2 separate regions of the Homo sapiens genome follow, and region 1 is linked to region 2. Evidence: chromatin loops called from intact Hi-C (ENCODE). Cell type or tissue: gastrocnemius medialis. All regions are shown on one strand. Each heading gives the region's core, and the rest is flanking DNA. Links, peaks and the distances in the headings are about the cores only.

Evidence for each region. Hi-C counts contacts between places; a loop is a spot of excess contacts. Peaks named below come from ENCODE experiments on the same cell type or tissue, not always from the same donor. Only the 100,000 strongest peaks of a DNase experiment are listed, where the experiment ranks them.
Region 1: a loop joins it to region 2, with 2.8 times the contacts of the local background. A loop is called at or near these places in 6 of 110 quality-filtered maps.

The regions. Positions count from the first base shown.
Region 1 is chr6:144,330,693-144,338,601 of GRCh38, reverse strand. All of the region lies in intron 2 of UTRN (utrophin), which reads right to left. Among named protein-coding and RNA genes, the nearest start is that of UTRN, 49 kb to the right of the region's middle. RefSeq lists an enhancer at 6,671-7,870. In gastrocnemius medialis, for the core only: no CTCF peak of the experiment used is centred there; DNase peaks (open chromatin) are centred at 4,071 and 4,371; H3K4me3 peaks cover 685 bases; H3K27ac peaks cover 1,331 bases.
Region 2 is chr6:144,475,389-144,483,297 of GRCh38, reverse strand. UTRN (utrophin) reads right to left here. Exons shown (of 75, transcript NM_007124.3): 26 at 3,316-3,486; 27 at 910-1,089. Among named protein-coding and RNA genes, the nearest start is that of SNORA98, 74 kb to the right of the region's middle. In gastrocnemius medialis, for the core only: no CTCF peak of the experiment used is centred there; a DNase peak (open chromatin) is centred at 4,597; H3K27ac peaks cover 877 bases.

The DNA of each region.
Region 1 (7,909 bases), core at 3,325-5,824, 140 kb after region 2:
CTTCAAAATCCTTAAAGGTTTCCCATGCGAGGATGGAGTCTCGTCTGCTTCATGCAGTTCACACAGCTCCCTACAATCAGAACTAAGTCCCATGACTATACTGATCAACTACACGGCACCCAAGAAGAATGCAAAAATGAAAAAGGCATCAACTGTCCTCAAGAGTCTCACAATCTAATTAACTCCCCTTAATATCTTCATCAGAGTAATATTGTTTAGAATACAACTTATCCAATAATCAAAGAGCATGTCGGGTTTTTTTTTTAACCCATTTGTGTCCAGCTAGGAAATTCTACCTCAGTTCTTGATCACAGCAATGATTATAAACAAAACTCTTCATGTTGACATTAAAAGAATTTTCACATGATTTTAAAAGCACATGTCTAAAAATACTCATTATGCGACTGTTGGTATGGTTCAAAAAATTATAAAAAGCAAAAGCCAATAAAAACTGTTTTAAAAACAAGCAAACCCAAAAAAGTAATGTCAAGGATGGTACTTCATGGGCTGAGTGATTTCTCATGAAATTGTTTTTCCAAAGCATGAAGATATAAATAAAATCTGAAATCATGCCTTTGTTTCCATATGAGTATACTAATGGGATTGAATGACATTATAATCAACAGAATTAAGTCAGAGAGAGTTAAATCGAAGCCGCCATCATCAAAGAGCTTAGAAAATATTCCAGGCTGGGCGCAATGGCTCATGCCTATAATCCCAGCACTTTAGGAAGCTGAGGCGGGTGGATCACCTGAGGTCAGGAGTTCGAGACCAGCCTGGCCAACATGGTAAGACTCCATCTCTACTAAAACTACAAAAATTAGCCAGGCGTGGTGGCGTGTGCCTGTAATCCCAGCTATTCAGGAGGGTGAGGCATGGGAATCACTTGAACCAGGGAGGCAGAGGTTGCAGTGGGCTGAGATCACACCACTGCACTCTAGCCTGGGAGACAGAGCAAGACTCCATCTCAAAATAATAATAATAATAACAATAAAGTATTCCAAACCACACGGAGCCAGACCTCAGACATAGATCTTAAATAGCTGCCAATAAAAGCAGGGAAATCATATTTAAGTATTGGTTTCATTTTCTAATGTGGAAACAGACAAAGACACCTACTTGGAATGATGAATTAAAAAGAAAACTCCTAGAAGTTGTATTTCAGGATTAAATTATAACCTTTCTCAAGAAAGCTGCATGCAAGTAGTGAGATTAAAAGGGAGACAATAATCGCACCAAAGCCCTTAATGAGGAGGTAAAGAGAGGTAGTAATAGGGGCACACAGCTTCTCCCTCTACCAGGAGATAGAAGGAGTAGATAGAAGGAGTGTGCTAAGAGGGGAGAATTCAGGGTTTCCTCCCAGGGTGGCCCTCCTCTCACATGTGTGTGTGTGTGTGTGTGTGTGTGGTGTGTGTGTGTGTGTCTGTGTGTGTGTGTCTGTGTGTGTGTGTCTCTGTGTGTGAGTCTGTGTGTGTGTGTCTGTGTGTGTTGTGTGTGGCAGGGTTTCTCACTGGCAGTGTTGCTTCTAAACAGAAGTGGCAGCTGTCTGGAACCCAGTGGGTGAGGCCTCCAGTGGCTGACAGCGATCTGCAGGAGAACAGAAAAACACTACATGGAAGCCAAGTGATGCCACCACTTGGTAGAAACAGGGTCCAATCTGCCAGGGCCACAGGCGCAACCCTACATGACTGGCTGCTTAAAGCAGTCATCCCTGGGATGGCCCTTCCAGCTTAGAACTTCTCACTGTAGTGGCAGGAATGAAGGCCAAGAGTTCTTCAGGGAGGCAAGAATTGTCATTTAAGGCAACAGTGAACGAAATTGATAAAAACAACCCAAATACTTCAAAAAGAAAGGAATTTTAAAATATTACTTTAAAAAAAAAAGAAAGAGGGAGTAATTTTTCTGGACTGTCTCCATAATCTGTTTTTATAAATCAGGTGGCAACCTGCTGGGCTGTGGAACAAAGGTCAGCAAGTGAGTTTTCTCGAAGCACACTTGCTGTCATAGTAAGGAAAATTTTTCTAGTTTCTAGTGAGCTCTAGAACTTTCAAGCTTCATGGGAAGGTGTGAAGAAGAGACACCTAGAAATTATTCTTTGGTGTTGGCAGGAAAAAAAATGTGTCCAAGTGTCCTACAGGGCCACCAGCCTATGAACCCCAATGTGGTCTTCATAATATTTTGTTCCTTGGTCACCTACAGTCACAATCTCTACCTCAGAAAACTTGTGCCACTGCCTGTCTTCTGGCTGGCTCTCCACAGGTGAGTGTGCTGACGTCCCCAAGCCCTGAAGGTTGTTTACTGTCATTCAGCTTGCCCGTGGCGATGTCGGAGTCTGGATTGAAGTTCCCACCATATCAGGATCACCCTCCATGAGGCAACACTTTCCCTACCTACAACCTGTCTTCCACTGGCCACCACCTGCCGCAGCCCAGCAGACACACCTGTAGGCATCTCAGCCCTGATCACAGCATCTGTGTGCTTCCTCTTGCAAATGCCCACATGCAAATCTGAGGATGTTGGCCACTCAGAAGATGTGGGTATTAACATGTGTGAGTCATCTGTAGATCCTGCCGCAGCTGGTACCACACAAAGATAGTCCTGTCTAAACTATGGGCACACCCACCCACTCTCATGTGTCCTATCTCTACTTGGGAATGAGACATAATCATCTACTTGTGACAACTTAGAGCCAAGAGTGAGGAGACAATGAAGAATATAGGTGTTCATTAGACAGAACTGATGCTGAGGAACTGACCAGAGGTATTTCAAATCAGCTCCAGGGTTTCCAAGATGATATAAAGACAGTTCCAGGATGATATTAAGAGGTGGTCAGGTAAGAACTAGAGAATTCAAGTCACAATTATCACTTGAGAGTTTATTTATGAGCCACGAGATTCAGCAGTGGGTTCACAGTGCCAGAGTTCCTGGAAAGAGCATTTGAGAGAGCCAGGCAGCTGATAGGTTTAAGCAGTGCCTACTCTGTTCCATGCAGTACAGCAGTGAAAGAGCCGGTTCCCAGGCCAGGCAAGGCAAGTGCTATAGATGGAGAGTTGAGGGACCTGCCATATCATTGCCTCAGGAATCGGGTTCAACTACGGAGGCAGGTCAGAGCATGCCAAAAAGGGGAAAGGAGAAGTCAGAGGCTGAGGAAACAGGTGGGAGTGAGTGCTGCAGAGGCAAGACAGGCACAAACAACCTGTTATTAAAATGCTCTACAGAGTTGCAAAGGAGCGGGTGGCAGATGGGAGGAGGGAACTCAGAAACAATGTCAGAAGGTACAAAGGAGAAAGGGCGATCCAGAAATAAGACAAGAACAAAGCTGGGCTCTCTTATTCCAGGACAGTGGTCAACAAGCCATTCCTGAGTTTGCAAGTCAGGACCACTTATGTGCCATTTCACATTAAACTTCACTTTCCATGAAATTTTTCTCTGCCAGAGAATGTCCAGTAGTAAATCTGTCTATCTATAAAAGTATAAATAAATTAAACATGGCAAAGTTGGTTTTAAATAAGGAATGTTAGACTACCGTAACTTTCTGGAGGTTGTCAATGAACTATAGTACTGGAACTACGGATGTTCCTACTTGATCATCAGGATATAATTTGGTCTGTATTCACTTTTAGAGATCTCTGAACTTCAAAGTTCGTTCAATTTATTTTCACTGATGCCTTCAAAATTCTTAAAAGTTAAGTTGTGTCAATATTTCAACTCTCACTTGAAAAATGAGGTTATTGAGGTTTCAGGACACAAAGTAAAACACCAAATTCGTGCTGTGAGTGGATTTAAACCTCAGGGCCAGCTCCCAGCTATTGAGCCGTTCCTTCAGCCATAGCATGCATCTTGCAAAGCAGCTCCCTGGCTTTCGAGAGCATTGCCTGAACCAACATGAAGCCTAGAGATGTCAAAGTTATGTTTATGAAAGTAAATGATACTATGCAATACCTCCTGTCTTCCTCAGTCATAGCCAAACAGCAAATGAAGCCAAGAGGAAATACATGTTCCTCAATAGCAGTAAGGTTCCAGGTATCAGGTGGCGGCAGCAGCTGCTGAAAGCCTGTTCCACTTCACCCCTCCCCTAGAACCCCAAACTCGGGCACAAACCCACGCCTCAAACTCTTGAGGCTGCCCGGATTATGAGTCTTTCGGCGACAGATGACAGAGTGACGCAACACTACCACTCCCGGGGGCGCTAAAATCATAGCCTTGACGGAACAGGAAGGTGGTTACTCTTCACAGAAGCTACTAATCTGCTGCCCCCACCCTGCCTCACCACCCCCACCCCCCCCAAACACACACCGGAAAGAGGGAGGAGGAAAAGGAAATGAAAGCAAGTGACTCTAGGGTCTGGATTTCATATGCAAGAATAGCCAGCAACAGGTGCAGCATTCCGGTGAAATTAAGACACTCAAAGCACCATTTGCCTCCACAGCATAAAGAGCCCAGGCACAGAAACCCAACATTAGGCAATGATGTCAGAAGTGCAAATCATCATCATTCTCTAGCCAGCAGCAATTTTGTAGGGAAAAAAATAAAAGGGCATTTGTCTGTTGATACATAATTTCTTTTAATTTAGGAGTCCTCTCTTAAAATAGTTTGAAAATAATCTTAGCATCGATCATCAATGTACTTTTTTAATACCTAGTGACTATCACAGTGCCTAGCACATAGTAGGTGGGTGGATAAATATTTACTGAACGAATGAATAAAATGAGATATTTACTGAACGAATGAATAAAATGAGAGGTAAACAAAAAATTTTCTTCACAAATAAAGATAACCAAAATCTACACTAGTATATAAGTGTATCTTTTTCCCCATTTCTCCAAGAACAGAACAAAAGGTTGGAATCAGTAGCCAAGGACACTGGCTTCATCATGTTGTTGATGAACACATCAGGAGATGCAAACCGTCCACCCCTGGCTGAAACTGAGAAGCCCGATCTGCCACCCCTTGGGTGATCTATGCAGGGAATTCTCATCTGCAGAAGATCCAATGGGAAAAACAATCACAATCATTTAAGCAATCCACCTTTAGATTTTCCTTTCTTTCAATGTGCCATTTCACATAACATTTTTTTTACCTGGCATTATAAGAGAATTTACAAGATAAGTGTTGCTGTATGATCTTCTTCAACATGACAGAAATCATCAACTCATAATATGTTATGGAAAATGTCTTATACTGTGTGTGACATGCTATATGAAAAATCTGAATGTGAATAAGACGGTATAGAAATGAAGCTATTTTATGGGCTCTAAAAACTGACAGAATCAGTAGAGAACAAAGAGCAATAAAAATGAGCCCATCAATGGGAGAAGGTCTGTTATGGGAAGACTGTATTGAATTAAAAGGTTAATATCAGGCTGAGCTCAGTGGCTCATACCTGTAATCCCAGCACTTTGGGAGGCCGAGGTGGGTGGATCACCTGAGGTCAGGAGTTCGAGACAGGCCTGGCCAACATGACAAAACCCCATCTCTACTAAAAATACAAATACGAAAATTAGCCACGTGTGGTGGTGGGAGCCTGTAATCCCAGCTACTTGGGAGACTAAGGCAGGAGAATTGGCTGGAATCCGGGAAGTGGAGGTTGCAGTGAGCCAAGATCGCACCACTGCACTCCAGCCTGAGTGACAGAATGAGACTCCATCTCAAATAAATAAATAAATAAATAAATAAATAAATAAATAAATAAATAAAAGGTTAATATCAGCATGAGAACATTACTGATTACGTAAGTTGAAAGGTTTCAGTAAGTTAAAAATAATGATATTAATTATAAGAATAAAGTGTTCAAAGCACAGATAAGAGTAAATCACCAAAATTATCAGGTTTTAGAGAACTGAGAATATACATAAAAAATAGTGTCATAAATAACTTTACAAAATTACTATTAAAAACGGTTTGACTTAATGATACTCTTTGTTCAATTTTTTTAATCTATGAATTTTTCTTGTGTTTGTAACTTAAGTATTCTGAGTAGGAGTTCTCTCTTCCCTATATATTCAATTTAAAGAATCCTTAGATTTTTTCAAGTTAACTTCCAAAGATCCAAAATACTCCCACTTTGTTTTACTTTGAGGTAATACCCAAAGGTCTTGACTAGGGTTCTTAATGGAGATCCTAAGTGGCTAGTTAAGAATTACCTCAAATTTCAAAGAATAAACAGGAATAGCAAGTCTATTACAAATGCTTTTGTTCTTTTAAGTGACTCCGCCTTTTCATTCATTCATTCACTCATTCATTCATTCACAAGGATCTATCATCCCTACAGAACAGGCACCGTACAAGGCACTATGGACACAATCGTGAACAAGACAACCTTGGTCCCTGCCCATATGGAGAGCACAGTCTTGGGGACCTATCAACACTAAAGTAAACAAACAAGTGAACAAAAGCAATGAGCAATGGTGACAAGTGTGGATGGTGGAGACAACAGCACAAAATCTACTTCAGGTGGGTGTCAGGACAGGCTTCTCTAAGCAGGTGCAATTTCATCCAATGCCCAATCCCAGAAGGAGGAGAAGGAGATAGCCAAGAGCTGGGGGCCGGTATTCCAGGTGGAGGAAAGACCCTGTAAACAGAGGTTGTTCCCAGAGCTGAAAGCTGACCAGTGTGGCTGGATGGGGCAATGATGGACAGTGAGCAAGGAGGTGCATTATACATTTGAAAATGGCATCTCACCATATGATTCACTGAATATTTGCCTTTCCAAACACTTTCTCCTCAGCCTGGAATTCTTCCCTTCCACATTCCTCTCTACCACTTTGCAAGTCACTTCTCTGGGAAACATTCCTTGACCCTCTGAGGAAGAGCAAAACTCCGGGAGTTTATCCTTCCTGACCTGTGGTCCCACAGCACATAGTATGTATCATGAGCACACGTCTTACCACGCTGCTGAATCGCTGCGTTTGAAAGCCTGCAAGCAGAGATCTTGCTTGTCTGCCTCCCAGCAGCCTATCACGTAACTTGGCACCAGCAGAGAGAAATAAATGACAGTGAACGAACCAAGAGATAAATGGACAAATTAAATGGATGCAGGGGCACTAATTAACTACTCAATTGTTGGAGATTTGGAATAGCGCCAAGGTTACAGCTCCTTAACTCATTTACAGTTTAATTTCTACCCCATATGACTTTCATACAACAGACACTTTTCGGTAAATCTTTTTCCATCACGGAGAAGTGATGGAATAACTTTCATAGCGTATCATTAGACACTGGACCCAATCCATTCATATTCAACAAACACGCATTAAGTGCCAAGTTCTGTGCCAGGCTCTGAGGCTGACAGTGGTCCTATCCTAGATGATTTACAAGGTTAGTAAGCAAAATAAATCATATTTAGAAAATGTTTTTAATGACTGACCTTGTTAGATTCTTTACATGTAACTATCTTATTTCATGACATTATTTAGAAAAAACGTCTTTTAAAAACTTCCTAGGTCACCCAGAGGACAAAATAATTTAGAATCTGTTAACTCAGTAATTTTCACACTAATTATTGGCGGAGAGTCATGCCTCGGCTTCCTTTCAATGAACAGGTGGACAAAATTTAAGTAGCCACATTCTCAATGAGTCTTTACCTGCCTGTGACTGTCTGCCGTCTCCGTTTGTGGATTCAGATCTCACTTCCATTTCTCGTCGGCTCAGCGTGTCCTCCAAATGTAGTTAAGACTCCCAAACCAACAGTGCATGATTTCTGAAGTCACAAAGGGATGTGTACCCCTCGGCTGGAGAATGTGCTTTGATGGAGTCAAATTGAAAAACAGGGCCAAACAGTATGGGAACCGTGGATAGATGAGTTCCTCCCCAACTGCCCGGACCAGAATGGTCACATTCCTGCCTCTGTGAATAGCCCAATCCTGGTCTGCTCTGTCTGAGCCTCTGCCAGGTGTGGAGCCTGTCGCCT
Region 2 (7,909 bases), core at 3,530-6,029:
AAGAAGACCACTTCCAAGAAGCAGACAGATCCCAAATCAAGTAGCTTTCTTACTAACTTGCCTCAATGATATATATTTATCTTAGCACAAAATTGGTTTAGAACAAGAAACGAATGAATTTACAAATGAATGAATGATCAAAGTAATGAATGAATTTAGGTTAAATATTGCAGTTGCCATTTTTTACCATTTCAAGATTTGCCACAATACAAATATTTGTTTTACGTCAAATTGAATGTAAATTAAATTGTTGTAAATTGAAAGCCTTCTTAAATCTTCCAACAAGCAATAACAAAAGTCATACTACTATAAAAACAAACAAGCAAAACCTCACTCTTAGTTTAAAAAAATTTCATAGACTCATCTACATTTTACGTGTAATGGCCAGGGAGAAAAAAAAAAGGTATTTTATCTAAGACCCAGTAAAACTGTCACATATTTAAGTTCTATTTTTCCTTCAGGTGACTCTTGAACTTTAGACACCACTCAAAAGAAAATAATTCCTCTCTATGTACTCAACCAGGCAAAACAAAACAAAAGAGAGGCTTGAAATGTGCTCTGCAATTTTTGGACTGGAATAGGCCCTACAGATCATCTGTTACATGAAAACCTGGATTGCACCTATAAAAAAAGTAAAGTTTGAATATACAAAATGACTTGCCCAAGAACCTTCTGATAATTAGGGACAGATTTTGGTCTCCTGTTTTTAACCCCTCTTTCATTTTTATCAAACTATTTCCCAAGAACTATTTTTTCTTTATAATCCAGAATTTGAAAGAAAAGAGAAGTTTTCTCCAAGATTTGAAAATGGCCAAAACATTACAGAGTTTGGATCTCAGAAATACATCACTGAAAATAATAATAATAATAATAATAATAATAATAACAACAATAATAATAATAGCATACCTCTAGCGTGTGGCACTTTCCTCGAATTCTATTACAAAGAAGTTGGTAATTCTCCAGCACAACATTCAGCTCAGACGTCAACTCCTGGCCACCAGAGGGCACCTTGGCAGCTAATAACTTGATGTTGTCCTTGAGAATCTTCACTCTCACCTCCTTCTGCAACACATCCTCTTTTGCCCTCTGTTCCAAGAAAGGATGGATGAACTTGAAAAACGTCTCCCTTTCTCAGTAACCAATTTCTTTTCTTTCTTTTTTTTTCAAGAATTAAACCAAAGTTAAAACATCTGGATGATTCTAACTGCCAAAATAGAACATTATTTAGGTAACAGTGAATGGTTCTTTGTGGGGTTTTGTTTTTGTTTTTGTTTTTGAGATAGAGTCTTGTTCACTACAACCTCTGCCTCCCAGTTCAAGAAATTCTCCTGCCTCAGCCTCCCGAGAAGCTGTGATTACAGGCACCCACCACTATGCCTACCTAATTTTCATATTTTTTAGTCGAGATGAGGCTTCGCCATGTTGGCGGGGCTGGTCTCAAACTCCTGACCTGAGGTGATCCACCCACCTTGGCCTCCCAAAGTGCTGGGATTAGAGGCGTGAGCCACTGCACCCAGCCCAGTTGAGCGTTTTTGAAATAAGAATGCTAACTCTGAAATTTCACTCATGCATCCAATGTACTCAGCTCCCACAAATGTTTTCATTTCATAACAGCAGTGTTAACGTAAGTTATCCAAAGTATGTTTACTGACATGAAGTATTTTCAAAGTCTGGGTCCAAGATCAGAATTTAAGTGAGTGAATTTTCATTATCACTGGAGGGCTGAGCAGATTACACTGTGATAAATATATTTTCACAAAAATTGAGGTACACTATGGTAGAAGTATCTTTAAAAGTTCTCTAAATAATTTAAGCTTTTTAAAAAATTATAGAACATAGGCACATGTATCCTTCTGCTAATTAATAGCATTTCAATGATAAAGTTAGACTGAGATGATCTGATCCAGAAATAGCTGTTTCTCAGTGCTAAGATAAACAATCTGACATTCAGGAAAATCAACCTATCAGGTTGGTGCAAAAGTAATTGCAGTTTATGCCATTACTTTTAATGGCAATAAATACAAATAAAACAGTCTTTCACTTTCCCCTTTACTTTTCTCTACTACTTAATGGTTTTGAACTTCCTTAGATTGGGGGAAAGTAATTAAGTGTAGTGGTTTTGTAAGTCCTAATGGCTGTTTGAAAGAATAAAAATAAATAAAATGTTGCCCAATCAAATATTTAAATATCATTTTTCTCAAATCTCATCTATAGCAACTTTTAAAATCCACAGAACTACAATGCCAATAGTGTAAAGAAAGACAATAAATGAGACAATTCTTAACATGGTAGCCTATTTTAAAATACCTTATGTACTGAGTATTTTTAAATCTTTCAAAAAGAGCTACACTAAAAAAGATGTTTTAGTGAAAAAACAACTTCCAACAAGTCTCCTGTCATATTTACTTTGATTCATGTATAATAATGTATGAATGTCATATAATCCCTTTTTTGAAAAAAATCACAGATTTTTGCTTTAGTTACACTTCTAGGTAAGTTAACTTTGAGGTAAAACATTAGTCACTGTGTTGCTTAAGCTTACAGGAAAAAAAAGCTTTGAAAACACCATCTCCTTTGGCTTGAACATTCAAGGACAGTTGAAGCTGTGTTAGAAATTTGGGAATGATGCCCAGTTCTTTTATTATATATAAAAAGAGAGTGTTCAAGACTATCGACAGAGGAGTACAAGTTTACAGGAAATGTATCCAGTGGATCCAACTAATATGAACTCCCCGATGCATTCCTACCGCTATTCCTACCTGCTCTAATGAAACGTCAGTGTTCATATGTGCCGTATGTATTAACTGGAAGATTAGTAACAGGAAAATAAGAATAAACCTCAGACAACTTGGGAGGTCTCTTTTGTTCCCCTTACAAAAAATAACTCTTTGTGAAAATGTTTGGAAATAGTGATGAATGCAATTAATGCCACTGGATTGTGCACTTAAAAATTAAGCTGACCAATGTTATATGTATTTACCCCAATTAAAAAAAAATGATCATTCTTCCTCATGCCCACTACCAGAGGTTTTTAAGTCATTCTCTGTAGCCTCCCAAAGGTCTAACTTAAGAGCTTGTCTCATGGGCCCTCATGGACTCAACTCATGGGCCAAGCCAAATATGTGGACTCCTGGCTTTCTTCCCCTGCTAAAATTAGAGCAGCTACCCTGTTATGTTTTTTTAATTCAAAAACCTACTGTGAAAGATGCTACATGCACATAGTGTTTGACAGATAGACAGATGATTGATGTGCTGGTTTTAAAGGGAGGAGGGAGGCATGAAGCCTGTTGGCACTGGTCGTCCCCGCCTCACCTTCATCTCTTCCACAGCACTCTCAAGCTCTTCTGGTGACTTGTACTCAAAATCCCGCTCCAAATATTCTTCCTCGGCCTGGGTCATCCATTCCTGCATCTCTGCCAAGTCTTTCTTCAGGTTCGCAGCTTTTTCTTGACTTTCAGACAACCTACTTTTTTGAGTAGCGATCTACAAAGGAAAAGCCATTCCCCCAAATAAACAAATGTTAATGTGTTCAATGTCAAGTTTTAGCTCTTAATATTTAAAGGCACAGTAATAACTTTCCACAACGAATTGCATGCTTTAAAATTCAGATAAAATCTCATACATCTCATGCTAACGCTGTGGAATATAAGCAGTAATGAAAATAATCTTAAGACTGGGATTCCACACCACATTTGGATAATACTCTTATCTCGAAATAGCTATTATAATTTTGACAATGCATAACTGTTGACTGTAATCCCAGATGTAGGAATCTAATCTATAACAGTAAAAGCACATATATGAAGTAAATTTAATGTAGCACTACTTATAATGGAAAAAAGAAAAAAGAAAGCAAAAACAAAAAATCTAGAAGCCAGTCAGTCTTGGTGGCTCACACCTGTAATCCCAGCACTTTGGGAGGCCACGGCAGGGGGATCACCTGAGGTCAGGAGTTTGAGATCAGCATGGCCAACATGGCAAAACCCCATCTCTACTAAAAATACAAAAACTAACCAGGCATGGTGGTGCATGCCTGTAGTCCCAGCTACTTGGGAGGTAGAGGCGGGAGAATTGCCTGAACCTGGGTGGCAGAGGTTGCAGTGAGCCGAGATCGCACCACTGCACTCTAACCCAGGGAACAGAGCGAGACTCTGTCTCAAAAAAAAAAAAAAAAAAAAAACCCCTAGAAGCAATCAAAATGTCCATTTTCTTCTTTTTAACTGCACTTCCCATTAAGATTTCACTTTTAAAAAGCAGGGAGGGAGAGGCTGCTATTAAAGATGTCATAAGACACCGCTCTATAAAATTTTGGTTTTGATGTCTACTATGTTTGTATATGCCACACAGACACAAAAAAGTTACAGTAAAAAATAGATAGTTGTCTGATTCTGATTCAGTAACTTAGTTAAAAATTTTGGAGAAGTCTAGAAATATTTTCAGAGCACTCCTCCCCATAACGACAAACTGACTTCTACTGTGAGAGAAGGCGCCGTTCTGCAGTCACAGTCCAACCTCTACTTGGCAGGTTCAGCCTCATGCTCAAATTAAACGCCACAGTAGTGGCCACCCTGCCAGGGCCTGCTTGGCTGCTAGGTGGATAGTAACCAAAGGCCAGCACAGGAGCTGGATGGTTCTCACAGAAGTTAGAGTTAAGCAAGAGACAGAGGCTTTCCCAGTCCCTCCCTCCAAACAGGATCTCCGGCATAAAAATAGACAGGACCAAACAAGAGCTTTTCTTCCACTGTCCCCACAGGGTAACCAAGGAGCTGATGCCAGCAACACTCACAATCCCATTCCCAAGCCTGGCTGATCATCAGGTTAACCTGGTCAGCTTTTCATAAAAATACATGCACACACACAGAAAGAGAAAGAGAGAGACAGAGATTCTTGGGCCCCATTTCCAGAAAATTCTCTGTATGTGTACTTCTTGAACACTAGTCAGCAATATAATTTTCACAGATCCAAAAAGAAATGAAGAAAATAAAGACACTACCATAAGCTTAACAACAACAAAACACCCTCAAAATTATCTTTAATTATCCTGAGAATATATACTTTCTATTTTTTGGCATTAAAATGTTCCTTTTTTTCAGGATATCATGAATATAATAGATGAAATAGACTATCTTTGTTTGTTGATTTGTTTTATATGCCTGTTCTTTTTAGCAAAATGAAAATTTGGCAAAATTATGTTTGTCCAAAACTACTTCAACATTTGTACTAGTCAATGCAATGCAATAGTCTGGAAATGCTCTAGATAATTATTCACACATGTGGTTACCTCCTTCCTGAGGACACTTTAAATTTCCCATATATTTATTCCTGTATTTTGAATCAGTAATTCACAATGAATTATTTGTCACCATATGTATGTGGATGGATGGATAGATAGATAGATAGATAGATAGATAGATAGATAGATAGAGATACAAACTTCTAATTATCACCTTCCTTGATCCTCATTGCCACTTCCAAACCATTTTCTATTTCCTCAAAAACCCCAGTTCCTTAAGGCACATGCCATCAGATTATAGCACATTGAGAAAAATTTGAATTTAGCTAGGATAAGAGATGAGAGTATAACATTATTAGTTTCTTAAGTGTGATCATAGTATTGTGGTTTTGCAGAAGAATGCCTTCATGCTTGGAAAATCATGCTAGAGTATTTAGGGGTGAAGTGTCATGATGTTTTCAACTTACTGTTCAAAAGTACCAAAAAAAAAGGGTGTGTGCGTGTGTGTGTGTGTGTGTGTGTGTGTGTATAAAGAGAAAGGCAGAGAGAGAGAAAGCAAATGTGGTAAAACATTAGCAAGTCTCTGAATGGATGGATATACAGCTGTTCCTTTTTATCATTCTTTAACTTTTCTTTACATTTGAACATGTTCAAAATAAGTTGGGTAAAACAATAAACACAAAGCAAAATATTCAGTTATGCAAATATAAATTTTTCTGATACAAACATTAGCCAAAAGCATTTTATTAAGAAATACGTACTATTTACGTGACTGTGGGGTAAGCCTATATTTCATATTGACTTCTATTTTTCACTGCTTTGTCACTCACTTCAGCTATATATAGCCTCACTATTATTCCACTAATAAAAATCAAAGCAATTGGGAAAGAATACCTCCCAGTTCTACTGTTCCCATATCATTTCCTCCCTTCCATTACCACGGAGAAACCATATCTCTAGCAACATCTTCACTTAGACGGTGGATCTCATCCTCGCATAATCACAGACTTCACTTGATAAATTCTCCTATCTCAATCTCTTTCTGCACCATCATTTTTTTTCTAAAGTGAGGTCCTCTTATTAATATCTCTCATTTAATATCTCTCATTATTAAAAATAACAAAACCACCTCTTTGGATTCCCATCACCAGCACCCACCCATTTCTCTGCTCCCCTGAAGACAGAAATTTCTCAAAGTTGGTTATGCTTGGTGTCCCAGCTCCTCAGTTCCCATACCCTCCTCGAACTATCCACTATGACTTTTTTCCCACCAGTTCATTGACCCTGCTTTCTCAAGGTTATTAAATGCCTCCTTCTTATCAAATTTAAAGCTCGATTTTCTGTTTTGATTGGCCCCTGCAATCCTCAGCATTAGGCCCTGTGAAAAGTTTTCTCCACCTAGCATTTGGGACCCCACATTCCCCGTTACTGATTTTTCCTCCTTAGCTTCTAGCATCAAATTTAACCCTTCCAGAATGGTAGTCATCATTTCACCTACACCCACAGAAGCTTCTCCTTCGTTATTGCAGTAAATGACACCACAATTCACACAAAGTGGAAGCTTTGTAAAAATCCTGAGTCATCCTTGACCATTCACTTTTTCTTCTATCACACATCCAATTCTTTCCTTAGGTCTCTTCTTTATTTTCAAACCTAATATTTCTCATGCCCTCCATCACTACTTCGTTAAGCCTCCCTAGTGTATGGGTCCATCCTCTCTCTCCAAGCCTGCAGTAACCTTATAAGAATTCTTTCTGTTTTCATTCCTGCCTTCCCAGAGCAAACTATTCACATGAAAACCAGAGAGAGGCCGAGTGCAATGGCCCATGCCTGTGATCTCCACGCTTTGGGAGGCTGAGGCAGGAGGATTGCTTGAGGTCAGCAGCATCTGACCAGACTGGCATCTGGTCTCAAACTGCTGACCTCAAGCCATCCTTTTGCCTCAGCCTCTAAGAACCCCATCTCTACAATTTTTGTTTTTTTTTTAAGACAGGATCTGGCTCTTTCGCCCAGGCTGGAGTGCAGTGGTGCAGTCTCAGCTCACTGCAACCTCCATCCCCTGGGCTCAAGCCATCCTCCCACCTCAGCCTCCTAAGTAGCTGGGACTATAGGCGCACACCACCATGCCCGGCTAATTTTTGTATTTTTTATAGAGATAAGGTTTTGCCATGTTGCCCAGGCTGGTCTCAAACTCCTGAGCTCAGGCAATCCACCCACCTCAGCCTCCCAAAGTACTGGGATTACAAGCATGCACCACTGCATCTGGCTCAAAAATATTTCTAAAATTATCTAGGCATAGTGGTGAACATCTATAGTTCCAGCTACCCAGGAGGCAGGAGGACTGCTTGAGCCCAGGAGTTCAAGGCTGCAGTAAGCTAGGATTGTGCCACTGCACTCCAGCCTGGGTGATACAACAAGATACTGTTGCTAAAAAAAAGGAAACAAAACAAAAAGCCAGAGTGACCTTAAAAGATCTATATCACATGTCACTTCCCTGTTCAAAACCTTCCAATTGCTTTCTGTGTAATATCATACTTGAAATAAATCCCAAGTCCTTTCCTCCAAGGCCATAGCTAATCCATCCTCTGCCTACCTCTAACCTCAAATATTCCCATTCTCCAACTCACTAACTCCTCTCTGTTTTATTCCAGCTACACTGCCTTCATTCTTTAT